Regions from separate parts of the Homo sapiens genome. Here region 1 is linked to region 2. Evidence: read pairs that join two places in POLR2A ChIA-PET (ENCODE). Cell type or tissue: PC-9. All regions are shown on one strand. Links, peaks and the distances in the headings refer to the core of each region. The heading gives the core; the rest is flanking DNA.

Region 1 (9,327 bases), core at 1,884-6,883, 87 kb after region 2:
CGAGAGGCTGCAGAGTCCGGATGAGCAGAAGGAGGAGCTGAGCTGACAGGAGGAATGGGATGATCGAATCCTTTTCCCATCCCCTGGTCTATTTATAGAGTCATCTGCCTTCAGGAAATGCTGAGCCCCTTCTCCCAGGACCCTGTTGGGAGTGACGCCTGTGCTGGCTGACCCAGCCTTCCACATCCTCCTCCTGGCCTCAGCAGCTCTCCCCTTGTGATCCAGTGGGTTACTGGGAACCCAGCCTGTAAATGACAGTGCTTCTCAGAGGTCCCAGTCTAGTGAGGAAATTCAAGGAGGAAAGGCAAAACAACAACAACAACACAACAACAACAACAACAAACTTAATGATACTGGAAAAGCGCCTGGCACAGAGAGGCCCCTCAACACCAACACAGGGAGGGAACAGGTGGGACGCCAGGGCTGCAGGTGACAACACTGTGGCCCAGGGGGGTTTTGGCTCACCTAGCCTGTCACCTGGCCACATGGTGGCAGAGGTAGAAGCAGAACCCAGGGCTCCTGTTACCCTGTCTGGGGCTCATTCACCTCCTCACCCTCCTTTCCATTGCCTCAGGGGACTCAGGTTTCCATGGAGAAGCTGTCACAGGAGAACCTGGATCTGCTAGTTACACGTTCCATGTTCTTGAAGGCATTTCTTTTCCTTTTTTTTTTCTTAGCTGAAGAGCCACTTCTTCAGAAACCCAGAGAGATTTGTGAAGTTCGTGTTTCTGGTGATTGTTTTTTTTTTAGAAGTGAGAAATGTTCTTTGTTATTATTAGGCTGTTGAGAGATTTTGTTTTTCTTTGTTTTTTTTGTTTTTTTTTGTTTTTTTTTTTTTGCTTTTTGAGACAGCATCTCTCTCTGTTGCCAAGGCTGGAGCGCAGTGATGTGAATACAGCTTCGACCTTATGTCCAGCAATCTTCCTGCTTCTGCCTCCCAAGTAGCTGGAATGACAGGCGTGCACCACCACGCCCAGCCTGGAGATTTTTTAAAAAACAACAAAAAACAAAACACATTTGCCTTATAGCTACCAGATAACATTAGCCATGAGGCCAGGCACGGTGGCTCATGCCTGTAATCCCAGTACTTTGGGAGGCCGAGGCAAGCGGATCATCTGAGGTCAGGAGTTGGAGACCAGCCTGGCTAACATGGTGAAACCCTGTCTCTACTAAAAACACAAAAATTAGCTGGGCGTGGTGGTGCATGCCTGTAATCCAAGCTACTCAGGAGGCTGAGGCAGGAGAGTCACTTGAGCCCGGGACACAGAGGCTGCAGTGAGCCGAGATCGCGCCACTGCATTCCAGCCTGGGCGACAGAACGATACTCCGTTTCAAGAAAGAAAAAAAAAGAACAGTCTGGGTGCTGTGGCTCATGCCTGTAATCCCGGCACTTTGGGAGGCTGAGACAGGCAGATCACTTGAGGTCAGGAGTTTGAGACTAGCCTGGCCAACATGGTGAAACCCTGTCTCTATTAAAAATACAAAAAAATTAGCTGGACCTGGTGGCGTGTGCCTGTAAACTCAGCTTCTGTGGATGCTGAGGCAGGAGAATTGCTTGAATGCAGGAGGCAGCGTTTGCAGTGAGCCGAGATCATGCCATTGCACTCCAGCCTGCCAGACAGAGCGAGACTCCGCCTCAAAAACAAAAACAAAAAACAAAAACAAACAAAAAAACGAAAACAAAAAACATTAGCCATGGGCTCCTGCTGAATGCTTTTTCTTCTTTTATAAGAAAAGAAGAAAAAGTTGATGTTCTAACAAAATGTATATAACCTTGTGTTACGTCTTGTATGGTTGGCTTCAAATGTTATTTATACATTTTTTATTGAAGGTTTCACATATTTATGTTTTGACACCTCAAATTAAGCTGCAATGATGAATGAACAGCTGATACAAATTGAGCACTTACTATTCCCTAAGCAAGATTTTACACAGGTCATTTAGTTTAATGTTCACAGTAAGCTTACTATTGCCTCCCCTTCTCAGATGTGGACATTAAGGCCTGGAGGGATTAACTTTTCCCAAGGCTGCGTGGGTGCTGAATGCGTCAGGGTGTCTGACTCCAGGGTCCAGGTGCCTAACGCCTACAGGTCCACCTTGACGGCACCGTACGGGCCTTCCACTCCTCAATCCAGATTAGGAACTTGGGAAATAGTTATGATTTTATTTTATTCAAGCACCCAGTCTCCTCCCTTCCCCTTCTCCGTCCCCTGCACACCATGCATGCTGTGACACCGAGGCCCTGCCTGGCCAGATCCTCCACTTCCAGAGGCAGCCCTCAGGCTGCCATTTTGTGGCTTCTTTTCCCTCTGAAGGCTTTCCTGCTGTTGGTTTTGATCTGACCTCACTGGATAGTAATCCTGAGAATGGGAGGAAGGACCACCCGGTGTGATCTGTCCTGGTCTCTGAGCACCTGGACAGCCTCGGGGCCTGTGCCTCCCAGGGCTGGAGGCTCACGCTGCACCACTGAACAGCCCACTTGAATGGAATGCACCCGTAGGTCACGTTCGTTTGCTTGCTTCCTGGCACATCTCCCTCTCCAGCTGTGCTACCCGCAGAATCCTCTTTCCCACCTCCTTTCTCCCTCTTGCCTTCCTGTCCTCCTCTTCCTTTCCTCCCCTCAGACTCTTCCCACCCTCTTTTGCTGGCTTCTGTTCTTTCCATGAGCAGAGAGTTTCCAGGCCTGGCTCCCAGCCAGCACATTTGGACAAAAGGCAGCAATCTTAGAGGGAGACGTCATCTTCCATCCCCTTGCTTGGGGCCAGCACAAGAGAATGGAGCTGAGGCTACTCCTGCAGCTGCTCCCGGGTTCTGAGAAAAAGCTTGAGAGAGGGTTTATCATAAGGATTAAAAGCAAAGGGTTTGGAATCAGACAGACCCAGGTTTAAATTCCAGTGAACTTGGAGAGCTGCGGGACCTCGATCAAGATACATTTCTAAGCCTTAGTTCTCGCCTCTGTAAAATGGTGATAATGGTAGCACTTACTTTAAGAGACTGGTAAGGATTAGATGAAATTGCACCTGTAAAACATTCAGCACAGTGCATAGCCCAGAAAAAGCGCTCAGCAAATGTCTTCCATTATTCTAAGGTGAACTTAACCCTGCCAAATAATACTAATAAGTAATAATGCTCTAACATATTATTGTAAATATTTATTTATTTATTTTTAGTTTAGTTTAGTTTTTTGAGATGGACTCTTGCTCTGTCACCCAGGTTGGAGTGCAGTGGCACAATCTTGGCTCACTGCAACCTCCACCTCCAGAGTTCAAGCAATTCTTGTGCCTCAGTCTCCCGAGTAGCTGGGACTACAGGCGCACACCACCATGCCTGGCTAATTTTTTTTGTATTTTTGGTAGAGACGGGGTTTCACCATGTTGGCCAGGCTGGTCTCGAACTCCTGCCTGCCTGCCTTGGCCTCCCTAAGTGCTGGGATTACAGGTATGAGTCACTGCACCCGGCCTATTTTTATTTTTAATTTTATTTATTTATTTTTTTTTGAGATGAGATCTTACTCTGTCACCCAGGATGATTGCAGTGGTGCAATCACAGTTCACTGCAGCCTCAAACTCCCAAGCTCAAGCAGTCCTCCTGCCTCAGCCTCCCAATTAGCTGGGACCAAAGGCGTGCACTGCAACAACTGGCTAATTTTTTTTTTTGTAGAGACATAGAAACAGGGTTTTGATTTGTTGTGCGGGCTGGTCTCTAACTCCTGGGCTCATGCAATCTTCCCACCTCAGCATCCCAAACTGCTGGGATTACAGCTGTAAGCCACCATGCCCAGCATACATTAATTCTTTTTTTTTTTTAAGACAGAGTTTCACTCTTGTCCTCCAGGCTGGAGTGGTTCAAGCAATTTTCCTGCCTTGGCCTCCTGAGTAGCTGGAACTACAGGCGTGTACCACCATGCCCAACTAATTTTTGTATTTTTAGTAGAGATGGGGTTTCACCATGTTGGCCAGGCTTGTCTCGAACTTGACCTCAAGTGATCTGACAGCTTCGGCCTCCCAAAGTGCTGGGATTACAGGTGTAAGCCACTGTGCCTGGCCAGCATACATTAATTCTTAATGAATTAGTAATAACAGTACCATGTCCTCAACTCACCTGCAGGGCTGCTTACACAGCCTCATTTGTTTGCAAGTGTGGGTAAGCTCTAAACTACTCTCCAACATACAAGTGCTGTTATAATCTGTAAAAGCTGGTTTTGGAATTAGAAGGTGACCTGATCCCCTTCCCTTTGCAGCAGAAGTCAGGGTGCACAGTGACCTGTTAGTCCTCAGTTGCACTGGCTATGGTGCCAACTGTGAAAGTAAGGCGGAGGTCGCCCTCAGACCAGCGCAGCTTGCTCTGCCTGACCTGAGACCCTACTTCTGTTTGTTTCCTATCTGTGCCTGGTGTTTTGTACTCAGAAGTTGTGCAATGCCTGGAAATGTGCTCATTTTTATTTAGCTAACTTTCAAGATACGGGAAATCCCCTTTGGCCTAAAATTTCTTTCTTTTTTTTTTTTTTTTTTTTTGAGGTGGAGTCTTGCTCTGTCACCCAGGCTGGAGTGCAGTGGCGCGATCTCAGCTCACGGTAACCTCTGCCTCCCAGGTTCAAGGCATTCTCCTGCCTCAGCCTCCCTAGTAGCTGGAACTACAGGCATGCGCCACCACGCCCGGCCAATTTTTTTGTATTTTTAGTAGAGACGGGGTTTCACCATGTTGGTCAGGCTGGTCTCGAACTCCTGACCTCAAATGATCCGCCTGCCTCGGCCTCCCAAAGTGCTGGGATTACAGGCATGAGCCACTGCACCTGGCCTATAATTTCATTTAGTTAATCTGAGCCAGCATTGATCAGTTTAAAACTAATCAATATGATTAATCAGCAAGCTGGAGACAGTTCTCTTTGAGGTGCTATTGGGAATACACAAGTATAAAAAATGGTCCCTGCCCTCAAGCTAGAGATAAAAGATATAAACCCTATCAACCAAATGGCAATAAAAGATTGCAATTGTTCAAAACGGAAAGACAAGGTTGGTTCAGGGAATGCCTGACACGCCCTTAAACTCACAGAAAACTCAAGAGGAATCCATGAAGATCTATTTTTTCAAAGACAATTAGGACAACCAAAACAGAATGGTGTCTAGGGTGAAAGGCAGTATTCAAAATTAACCGCAGAGGTGTGCAGGAGCGCCATTAGAGACTGGGTGGAGGAATACATTCGAACACGGTGGCAAATGTTATGAAACAAATATAAACTGGAGAAATTTGGAGGAGGACAACGAAAGGGGAGCCAGGGACTGCTTCAAAGAGGTAGCGCCTGGTGGCCAAGAAAGACTCCATTGGATTCCAAGAGTTGGGGAAGGGAAAGTGCTCCTGAGGAGGCCAGTGCATGGAGTAAAGAACAAGGCAAAGCCTGCCCAGCATGAAGACCGCCTGCTAGGACAGGAGCACCAGGACTCACGTGGGAGCCAGGGAGAAGACGGACCCGGCAGCAGGCTAGATGTTGGGATGTTCTGAAATGAGAAAGAGGAGTGAAGGTTTGCTAACCCAGGGAAATAAGGAGGCCACAGAATGTAATGATAATATGTTCTCTTTTGGACACATTAAGGTGAGAGTGGTACATTCAAGAGGCAGTGAGAGGTAATGAGCTAACGGTCTTTATAAAGAACAACTCAGAGGTCCAGTTTGGGAGGGAGCGATGAAACTGAGCATGATGAACTGAGGGAGACAGTGAAGAGGGAGAAGGTAGTGAACAAGTGAGGCACGGGTTGCTCTTATGGTGCTCTTGTTACTTCACTCTCTACATGGTGTCTTTTATGTTTCTTTCTCTCTCTTTTTTTTTTTTTTTTTGAGATGGAGTCTCATTCTGTCGCCCAGGCTGGAGTTCAGTGGCGCAATCTCAGCTCACCACAACCTCCACCTCCTGGGTTCAAGCAATTCTGCTGCCTCAGCCTCCCGAGTAGCTGGGATTACAACAGGTGCCTGCCACCATGCCCGGCTAATTTTTGTATTTTTAGTGGAGACGGGGTTTCACCATGTTGGCCAGGCTGGTCTCGAACTCCTGACCTCAAATGAGCCACTGCGCCAGGTCTTTTTTTTTTTTAAGACAGGGTCTCACTCTGTCACCCTGGCTGGAGTGCAGTGGCACCATCGCGGCTCACTGCAGCCTCGACCTCTTGTGCTCAAGTGATCCTCCCACCTCAGCCTCCTGAGTGGCTGGGACCACAGGCATGTACCACCATGGCTGGCTAATTTTTGTATTTTTCTCAAAGACAGGGTTTCACCATGTTGCCCAGGCTCTTTGTATGTTTCTTTACCTGGACCTTCCAACTAGACAGGGAGTTCTAGTGGCAGAACACGCGCACTGGCTTCTTTTTATTCCCTACAATGCCTAACCGAGACTTTGGTCTACTGTGAGGGTTGCATAAATACTTGTTGAATAAGAATAGGAGGAAGCAGTGAAGAACTCTTCTTTGAAAGACAATTAAAACAACCAAAACAGTATGGCGTCTACACTGAGGAGGCAGTATTCAAAATACATAACAGGCTGGGCTCACACCTGTAATCCTAGCACTTTGGGAAGCCAAGGCGGGCGGATCATTTGAGGTCAGGAGTTCGAGACCAAACTGACCAACACGGTGAAAGCCTGTTTCTACTAAAAATAAAATAAAATAAAATACAAAAAATTAGCCAGGCATGGTGGCACACACCTGTAATTTCAGCTACTCGGGAGGCTGAGGAAGGAGAAACACTTAAACCTGGGAGGCGGAGGTTGCAGTTAGCCAGGATCATGCCACTGCGCTCCAGCCTGGGCAACAGAGTGAGACTCCGTCTCAAAAAACAAAAACAAAAACACACAACAAAATTATAACAAAGGTGTGCAGGAGCCCAACAAGCAGAATGGCCTTATTGTTAACACTTTAATGGCCAGATCTTGGCAGGGGGAGAGTTAGTGGTCCTGGGAGTGTGGGACACCCTATTTACCAACCAGAATAGAAGTATTTCAGTATTTTGACAAGTGGCGCAGATTCATCACTGCACCCATTTTACATCCACCTTGACTTGTGTTTCAAGAAGGAAGGGTCAGGGGTGTGTCAAGTGCATTAGTGAGATCAAGAAGCATGAGAACAGGGAACTGGCCACAGACGAACCATTAGTAACCTAAGATATGGTTTCAGCAGATGGATAGGAATAGAAGCCAGATTTCGGGGGTGTGGGGAAGGAACATGTGGATCTGCCTCGTGGGACTCTTGCATTTGTTCTGCTTCTTTCTTGGTCCCAAAAGGAGCATTCTCTTTCTCGTTTTCTCTGACAAATTGGCAGCCTGAACCTCGGGGTTGTGTGTGTACCCAGAAGCAGCCTCTTAGCCCCTTTACCCATCTCTCTCAGTTCTGTACCAGACCAGGAATCTTGGCTGTCCTATATTCAAGGGAAAGAAGAGCCTGGAATAAGAGGCTCTCTTGGCTCTCTGTGGTGCTGGAATCTTCAAGTCTGATTGTTTTGAGAGGGATTAAGAAGCTCTCTCTTCTCTGACATTTTTCCACCCTATTAGATGCATCAGTCAGCTGGAGGGTAAACAGAGGGCACTGGTCCCCTTCTGATATCCTGGAAGGTTGTCTATGTTTGTTGATTGTCACAAATACAGATGATGAAATGAACCAGATGACAGTCACCACAAGATGCCAGGGAGTTATATTTGGGGTTGGATGACCACACACTTCATGACAAATCTGAACAAATCTCATCTGCAGCTCAGAGTATTAAGTAGAGAATCCCTCTGAGTCTCCAGGGTGCTGGAGACATTGCCCTGGCTGAAGATCCCAGAGCACGAGGCAAGCTGCTTCGGGAAGTTCCTTTCTATCTTCGCGGTCACCACCCCGACCAAATCTGCGGCTGAGAGACTAGTCTCACTCCAAGCTCGGGAGATGCAAGTTCTATGTCTTAGGCTGTCCTGTCATTTCTATCTAGTAACCAAACTAGAGCATATAGCTTCTCCCCCAACCAAGTTCAACCTGGACCATGCCGGGTCAGTCTGAATTGTGATTTGCTGTGTGATCCCTTACAAATGCCTCTGCTTGGTCATCTGGGGAGGTTTAGCCTATATTTACCAGGCACATGAAATGCCAAATAAAATTATAGAAGTGTCCTGTTTTAATGCTTCAAAGTTTGCTGGAAGAAGACAGGCAGTTACTATTTTTCCATGGTGAGCTGGGAGAGGCAGTGAAAGTAGAATCTGACTCCTCTGATTCATTGAATGGGAGCAAGAAGGAAGTTCATATGCAACCTTGGACTACCCACCTGGCTTCCTCCCCTTCCCTAAACTCAAGCCTCAACTCTAGATGTGGATAAGAAAGGTGGTGGGAGATAGACAGAGGGGTGGTACCAAATCACTTCTGGCTGGGTCAACACACCTGTCCCAGCAAGGAGAATGAATGAGCATATCCAACTCTCAGCCTTTACCAGCGTGGCCACAAGGTGCAGTTTGCAGGGACAGTCCAGGTTAATTAAGCCTATTGTACATCAATTAACAACTTACTTTTAGTGCTTTTTTTCTTTTTTTGAGAAGGAGTTTAGCTCTAGTCAACCAGGCTGGAGTGCAGTGGCGCGATCTCGGCTCACTGCAACCTCTGCTTCCTGGGTTCAAGTGATTCACCTGCCTCAGCCTCCTGAGTAGCTGGGACTACAGGCGCCTGCCTCCACACCCGGCTAATTTTTGTATTTTTAGTAGAGATGGGGTTTCATTGGCCAGACGGATCTCCAACTCCTGACCTCAGGTGATCCGGCCCACCTCAGCCTCCCAAAGTGTTGGGGTTACAGGCATGAGCCACCATGCCTGGCCTTTTTTTTTTTTTTTTTGAGACAGTCTCCCTCTTTTGCCCAGGCTGGAGTCCAGTGGCGCAATCTCAGCTCACTGCAACCTCCACCTCCTGGGTTCAAGCGATTCTCCTGCCTCAGCCTCCTGAGTAGCTGGGATTATAGGCGTGTGCCACCATGCCCAGCTAATTTTTTTTTTTTTTTTTTGAGACAGAGTCTTGCGCTGCCGCCCAGGCTGGAGTGCAGTGGCGCAATCTCGGCTCACTGCAAGCTCCGCCTCCCGCGTTCACACCATTCTCCTGTCTCAGCCTCCTGAGTAGCTGGGACTATAGGCACCTGCCACCATGCCCGACTAATTTTTTGTATTTTTAGTAGAGATGGGGTTTCACCATGTTAGCCAGGATGGTCTCCATCTCCTGACCTCGTGATCCACCCGCCTCAGCTTCCCAAAGTGCTGGGATTACAGGCGTGAGCCACCGTGCCTGGCCCTAATGTTTGTATTTTTATAGAGATGGGGTTTGGCCAGGCTGG
Region 2 (7,380 bases), core at 2,172-7,171:
TGCCCAGCTAATTTTTGTATTTTTAGTACAGACGGGGTTTCACCATGTTGGCCAGGCTGGTCTCGAATTCCTGACCTCAGGTGATCAATCTGTCTCAGCCTCCCAAAGTGCTGGGGTTACAGGCGTGAGCCACTGCACCTGCCTAAAATTGTGTTTTTCATAGGACTTTGCTGAACTAAATGTACTTATCTCTAAGACTCTGTCAACCATGCTGAGGACTAGCTAGACCTCTGAAGTATCTTATGGATGCCAGAGCAGCAAGGTGGCAGCTTTAAACACTTTCGGCTAGGCCTTGGGCAAACTCATCTCCCTAGAGAGGTGTGGTGAGAAGCCCAACCTCCTGGGATGGCAAATGTTGCTGGGTGCAACCAATTCTAAAAAGGACATGGGATTCTCATTTAAGCTTGTGTAAACTTATTAAAAATGAACCAAACCGAACAAATAAGAGGATGAAAGTGCACAGCTACATATGAACTTATTTGTGTAGTTACCTATATGTCAAAGACAAGGTTCAAACTCCTGTATGTGTCAAGATTTGCCCACCTAATCCTACTTATCACTAGCCAGTAGTCTATCATTTAGCTTATGGTTTAACGCACTACAAACATATAAGTCAATTTCTTATTTGTTTTATTTTTTAATTTGCTTTTTAAAGACAAGGTCCACCCCAGCTGGAGAGCAGTGGTGCAGTCATAGCTCACTAGCCTCAAACTCCTGGGCTCACGTGATCCTTCCACCTCAGCCTCCTGAGTAGCTGGAACTACAGGCATGTGCCAGCATGCCCAGCTCATAAATTCCTTGAATATTAAAAACTTTGTCCCCTATTAAGGTGTTTTTCATTTGTTTGTTTGTTTGTTTGTTTGTTTTAAGAGATGGGGTCTTGCTATGTTGCCCAAGCTGGTCTCAAACTCCTGGGCTCAAGCAATCCTCCTGCTTTGGCCTCCTAAAGTGCTAAGATTATGGGCGTGAGCCACCATGCCCGACCTCCCTCTAAAACTTTTTGCACATATTTGTTTACGTGCAGCTCTGACTTTATCATTCAGCCTGGTCTGTAGGTTTAGCCAAAACTTTGGGGAACTGAAATTAGTAAAGTAAAAAACAAAATGTTCATCATCAGGAAAATGAAGGCGAGGGTGTAGAGAAGTATTTATCTGTTGTCATGACCACAGAACAAGCCATCACAACAGCATTCTTTCCTTTCCATCTGTCAAACTCTTGCTTGACAGAGCCACTAGAACACTCAATGTCCAGCCTAAAGATAAAACAGAGCAAAAATGTTATTCTAAACTTGATAGATTTTTGGCTCAACTTAAAACCCTTTTATAACTCATACAATCTTTGCCATAACTCCCTGAAGCTTCCTCTTGCAGTGGGAGACTCACAGCGATGATGAGAGAATAAATTGTGTTTGTGGGGGAGAGTGCTGCGGGGGTGGCTACCGACCTAGAGTGGGCGAAGGTCCTCTCTGGGATGTCACCGGGCCACGCACTGAGTCTGTGACATGTCCTGTTCTCATGCCCTGTTCCATGCCCTCATTAAGTTAGGGGCTACAGCTGGAAATCAGGAGAATAAGGAGGCTTTCTGCCACGTGAGCGGAGCAGGGTTGGGCATGAGTGCATGTGCAGCCCCAGGAGTACTGGGGATGAGGGTACCAGCTGTAATTTAACCTGAAGACTTTCTTTTTTCTTTTTTTAATTTTTTTAATTGAGATAGAGTCTCACTCTGTTGCCCAGGCTGGAGTGTAGCGGTGTGATCTCAGCTCACTGCAACCTCCACCTCCCAGGTTTAAGTGATTCTCCTGCCTCAGCCTCCTAAGTAGCTGGGATTACAGGCGCCCGCCACCATGCCCGCTAATTTTTGTATTTTTAATGGAGACGGGGTTTCACCATGTTGGCCAGGCTGGTCTTGAACTCCCAACCTCAGGCGATCCACCTGCCTTGGCCTCCCAAAGTGCTGGGATTACAGGGATGAGCAATTGCACCTGGCCCTTTTTTAAAAAATTTTTTCTTTCTTTATTTTTTTTGAGACAGAGTCTCGCTCTGTTGCCCAGGTTGGAGTGCAGTGGCTCAATCTCAGCTTACTGTAACCTCTGCCTCCTAGGTTCAAGTGATTCTCCTGCCTCAGCCTCCTGAGTAGCTGGGATTATAGGCGTGTGCCACCACGCCCAGCTAATTTTTGTCTTTTTGGTAGAGACAGGGTTTCACCATGTTGGCCAGGCTGGTCTCGAACTCCTGGCCTCAAGCAATCCACCGGCCTCAGCCTCCCAAAATACTGGGATGACAGGCGTGAGCAACTGCGCTTGGCCTAAAGACTTTCCAGAATTTTCCAGGTCAGGCAACTTGCAGCCAACCATTGGTCCCCAAACCCTTGTTTGTCATGGCCTGGCCAAAGAACACTTCAATTCCCTATGGCTACTTTCCCATAAATCAGACAGATCGAGGTGGATACGGATTCTTCCACCTGGCCCATGGAGTCAGAGAGTTTCAAAGCTGGGGGAGGCCTTGGGGGTGACCTGATCATACCTGTCTCACTGGGACCCTGCTGGAAGGCCAAAGGCTGTAAGGGAGGCGGGGAGGGCCCTGAGGAGAAAAGCACAGACTTCCCCATGACCTGTTAGCCTGACTGCTGAGCACAAAGCGGGTCCTGAGGGCCTGTGCTAGGGAGACTTTCCTTATACATTTCTGTAAACGGACAGGGCCCCAGACCCTGCCCTTCACCCAACCCTGGAGTCTGCAGCCCAGCTGCTTTCCCTCCGTCCTCTCCAAAGCCCGGCAGCTCTCCCACTCCCTGCTTCTTTGAGCAGAATGACGGATCCTCTGCACGCCTGTTAGTTACCCATGTGACAGGGCCGTAGGGGGCATGAAATGACGCAGGTCAGACCCTCAGAAGGCGCCCGGCACAGAGGCCGCTCAGAGGCCACTCCACGCCCCGTCGCTGCCGTCATCCTCATCAGCTTTGCTCACGCGTTGTTTACCCTCTTCCTGTCTCAGAGCTCTTCGGGCCTTTCTTTACGCAGATTTCCATCTCTTCAGGTCTGCATGGAACCCGTGTAGGATGGAAGGACGATTTATTGGGCAGCGGGGAGAGCATGTGGAGCCATTTGTAACAGGAAAAGCGAGGGCTGCTTTCAGAGAAAACAAGACAGCGGAGTCCCGGAAAGTCAGAGCCATGCGGGGCCGCGTCTTATGAACGAGGAGACCCAGGGCCAACGGCTAAGGATGCTCAGGGGTCCCCCCTACTCTGGGAAACCTCCCTGAGTGATGGCGGAGGGATGTGTACCTCTGAAAGCTGTAAAGGGTCTAAAAACCCAATGACGGTCTTTCTCACACTCGCACACCATTACTGTACCATGGCCTGGCTCTCGCTCCAAGGAGGGCACCACAATTATCCACGTTCCTGCTGCCTTCTCTTCTCCCACAGAAATCCCATCCTCACAGCGCCTGACATTTGGCAGCTGCTGCAGAAGAAAACCCCTGATGGGCACAACGTGCCCGTGGGGAGACCTGCTTGTGGCAGCCACAGCTGGCATCTGACCCACTCACGGCATGAGCCGTTTGAAAAGACGAAACCTCCAAGGGCAGAATGCCAGGCACTATGGAAGGTTGGAGAGAAACACCAGTGCCTTTCCTATGGACTGCACTGGTGACTGTCTCCTCTGTTGAGGGGTCCCAGAGCAGGGCAGGGAGGGTGGCTGGGGAACAGCCAAGGCCCAGGAATCCAGGCAGGGTCCACTCTCGGCCACTGGACTTTGCTCATTTTTGTCTGTCTCTGGTGACAGCAGCTCTGTGGGAGGGGCTGGCCCAGCGTCCAACCTGTCCACCCGGAAATCTGTCCAGCAAAAAGGCGGAGGCGTCAAGTCCTCTCTCAGACGTCACTGGGGCAGGCATTTCCAGGTTTCTTTCTTTCTTTTTTTTTTTTAGACAGGGTCTCGCTCTGTCGCCCAGGCAGGAGTGCGATGGCATGATCTCGGCTCTCCACAACCTCTGCCTCCCAGGTTCAAATGATTCTTCTGCCTCAGCCTCCCGAGTAGCTGGGATTACAGGTGCACGCCACCACGACCAGCTAATTTTTGTATTTTTAGTAGAGACGGGATTTCACCATGTTGGCCAGGCTAGTCTTGAACTCCTGATCTCAGGTGATCCACTCGCCTCGGCCTCCCAAAGTGCTGGGATTACAGGCGTGAGCCACTGAGCCTGGCTGGCATTTCCAGGTTTCTTTGTGCCCTGAGCCTTCTGACATGTCCTCCTGCATTGCCCTTTGGAGATGTGTTTGTCTCTGACAAGGCCCCTTCCCTTTTCTGTTCCCACCTTTTCTCTCCCTGCACTTAATGTTTTTAAGTTTTTTTTCTTCTCCTTAATTTTTAGAGACAGAGTCTCTCTCTGTCACCAGTGAGACTGGTGTCTCACTGTACTTTTACCAGAAAAATGGATGATACTTTGTTTTCTTCCCCCTGGAGGGAGTCTGGGGGAGGCTGGGGTGTGTGAGGGGGCCCACGGCTCCTCTCCAGCTGTGCCCTTCCCAGACATCTTCTCAGGGTGGGTCCTCCCCAAGTCTAGCATCTTCACCCCGCAGGCACGTTCCCGGGGGACTCTGTCCCCACCACCACTCCTGGGGGGTGCTGGGTTTCCTTGGCTGGCTTTCCACTTCTAGCCCAGGCCTTTCTGAAATCCATCATTTTCCCCTCCCCCACATCCAAGCCTGAGAATTCCACCTCTAGCGGATGGAGGGAGTGGGGGATGGAGAAGATAAAGACAGTTACTATGGTGCTGATGAAATCCGATCCTGGCCACTGAAGGGTTATTACTCATCCTGGCTTCCAGGGCTCCAACCTTGAGAACTCCCTGGGCTGAATTCCCCAGTGCCCGGGAGCTTGGAGAGCTCCTCAGCGCCCAGCACCAGCTGCAAGGCTTACAGAGAGGGCCTGCTTCCTGAGCTGACAAAAGTGCACCGGGAGTACGATCACGCTGACATTTAAAAGTGCATAGCGAACTAAAACACAGGGTGGGAGCAGGCTGGGAACAGCCAGATGGCTGCTGTCCAAAGAGGTGCATCAGAAAGGTGACCAGATGCGGCGCATGAGGGGAGAGGGTGGGGCCGCTTCCCGCCCCGCCTCCTGAGGAATTCCACATCTACGGAGTTTGTCCCTTCCATTCTTCTATGCCTTTTTTTTTCCTTCCCTTTTGTTTTCCATAGTTCAGAGTCAGATTTCCTCTCCAAACCACAGTGCTTCAGGTTTTTTTTTGTTTTTGGCACTGCTTCTTTCCAGATGGACTTCTCAGGTGGCCTCATCTGCACCACCCGGTTGGCTGGCCCCGCATCTCAGCCCTTCCTGGGGCTGCAGCCACACCCCTCACGCTTCTGTGCCCCCAGTTCCAAAGCAAAGAAGGCTCTGATTCAGTATTTCAAAAATGAGCTTCTTTTTAGAAGCTCAGAACGAACCCAAGTCCTTGTCTGCATTTCCTTCCGGATCTTCTTTGTTTTGTGACGTGGCCTTAGCAAATTATTGAATGTGCCCACTGGGACGGGGGTGGCCTCCTATGGGGCACTGAGTTTGTGTGTGTGATGGGAGGGGATTTGCTTTAACGGTGAGGAGGGATGCCCTCACGATGGTCTGTCCTCTTGAGCATGGCCCTGCAGCCTTCTGTGAGCTGGCCTCTGTCCACCACTGCCGGCTCATCTCTCCCTCCCCCATCTTCCTCTCTCTGGGCCAGCCCTAGTGAACTACTTTGCAGTTCTTTTTCTCTCTCTTTTTTTTTTTTTTTTTTTTTTGAGTTTCACTCTTGTTGCCCAGGCTGGAGTGCAATGGCGCAATCTCAGCTCACTGTAACCTCCGCCTCCCGGGTTCAAACGATTCTTCTTCAAGCCTCCCAGGTAGCTGGGATTACAGGCGTGGACCACCACGCCCAACTAAATTCTTTTGTATTTTTAGTAGAGACGGGGTTTCACCATGTTGTTCAGGCTGGTCTTGACCTTCTGACCTCAAGTGATCCACCTGCCTCGGCCTCCCAAAGTGCTGGGATTACAGTCATGAGCCACCGCGCCTGGCCTACTTTACAGTCCTGAAGGTGACAGCTAGGCCTCACCTGTCCCCATATCTATGTAGGATGGCTCCTTTTGCCTGCAATGTGCTGACTACTTGTTCTGAGTGTTGGCCCTCAGAACTCGCCTCCCTGGGAGTGAGTGCCCTCCCTCGGTCTCCAGAACTCACTGCCTCTACCTGCCTCTAATGTGGTCCTGGAGAGTCGGCTTATGTCTCTGTTACCCCACTGCACTGAGACAAGTCTGTGTTTTTCTTTTCTTTTCTTTTTTTTTTTTTTTTGAGACAAGGTCTTGTTCTGTTGCCCAGGTGGAGTGCAGTGGCATGATCATAGCTCACTGCAACCTTGAACTTCTGGGCTCAAGTGATCTTCCTACCTCAGCTTCCCTAGTAGCAGGGACTGTAGGCTCGAGCCACCATACCTGGCTAATTTTTTTTTTTTTTTTTTTTACGTTTTTTGTAGAGATGGGGGTCTTACTGTGTTGCCCAGGCTGGTCTCAAACTACTTCCCTCAAGCAGTCCTTCCACGTCAGCCTCCTAAAGTGCGGTGATTACAGGCGTGAGCCACCATGCCAGCTGTGTCTTTTCTCTGTTTTCCTACCACATAGCAGAGTGTATGACACATGGCAGAATGAGTGGAAAGCCCACCAATGCCAGGGAAGTCGCACACAGCAGTGCAAAACAGTGTGCCCCCCAGATCTCCAGTCTGAGCTGCCGACTGATTCCATCCTTTATTTTATTTTATTTTTTATTTTTTGAGATGGAGTCTCGCTCTGTCACCAGGCTGGAGTGCAGTGGCATGATCTCGGCTCACTGCAACCTCTGCCTCCTGGGTTCAAGCAATTCTCCTGCCTCAGCCTCTTGAGTAGCTGGGACTACAGGCACACGCCACCATGCCCAGCTAATTTTTGTATTTTTAGCAGAGACGGAGTTTCACCATGTTGGCCAGGATGGTCTCAATCTCTTGACCTTGTGATCCACCCGCCTCGGCCTCCCAAAGTGCTGGGATTACAAGTGTGAGCCACTGCGCCTGGCCTATTTTATTTTTATTTTTGAGATGGAATGTCATTCTGTTGCTCAGGCTGGAGTGCAATGGTGCGATCTCAGCTCACTGCAGCCTCTGCCTCCTGGGTTCAAGCGATTCTTGTACCTCAGCCTCTCAAGTAGCTGGTGTTACAAGCACGAGCCACCATGACTGGCTGATTTTTGTATCTTTAGTAGAGACTGAGTTTCATCATGTTGGCCAGGCTGGTCTTGAACTCCTGACCTCAGGTGATCCGCCTGCCTCGGCCTCCCGAAGTGCTAGGATTACAGGCATGAGCCACCGTGCCTGGCCATCCTTT

Evidence for each region. ChIA-PET counts read pairs that join two places held together with the same protein. Peaks named below come from ENCODE experiments on the same cell type or tissue, not always from the same donor. Only the 100,000 strongest peaks of a DNase experiment are listed, where the experiment ranks them.
Region 1: POLR2A ChIA-PET joins it to region 2 with 15 read pairs; 8 of 35 experiments call an interaction of 5 or more read pairs at or near these places.

Annotation. Positions count from the first base shown.
Region 1 is chr7:140,624,044-140,633,370 of GRCh38, forward strand. The region is part of intron 1 of DENND2A (DENN domain containing 2A); the gene reads right to left. Among named protein-coding and RNA genes, the nearest start is that of DENND2A, 12 kb to the right of the region's middle. RefSeq lists a silencer at 406-700 and enhancers at 926-1,517, 2,108-2,699, 3,290-3,881, 3,882-4,471, 9,138-9,327. In PC-9, for the core only: a CTCF peak has its summit at 4,238; DNase peaks (open chromatin) are centred at 2,418, 4,108 and 4,418; H3K27ac peaks cover 3,664 bases.
Region 2 is chr7:140,536,819-140,544,198 of GRCh38, forward strand. All of the region lies in intron 14 of DENND2A (DENN domain containing 2A), which reads right to left. Among named protein-coding and RNA genes, the nearest start is that of MKRN1, 61 kb to the left of the region's middle. In PC-9, for the core only: no CTCF peak of the experiment used is centred there; a DNase peak (open chromatin) is centred at 4,823; H3K4me3 peaks cover 918 bases; H3K27ac peaks cover 1,400 bases.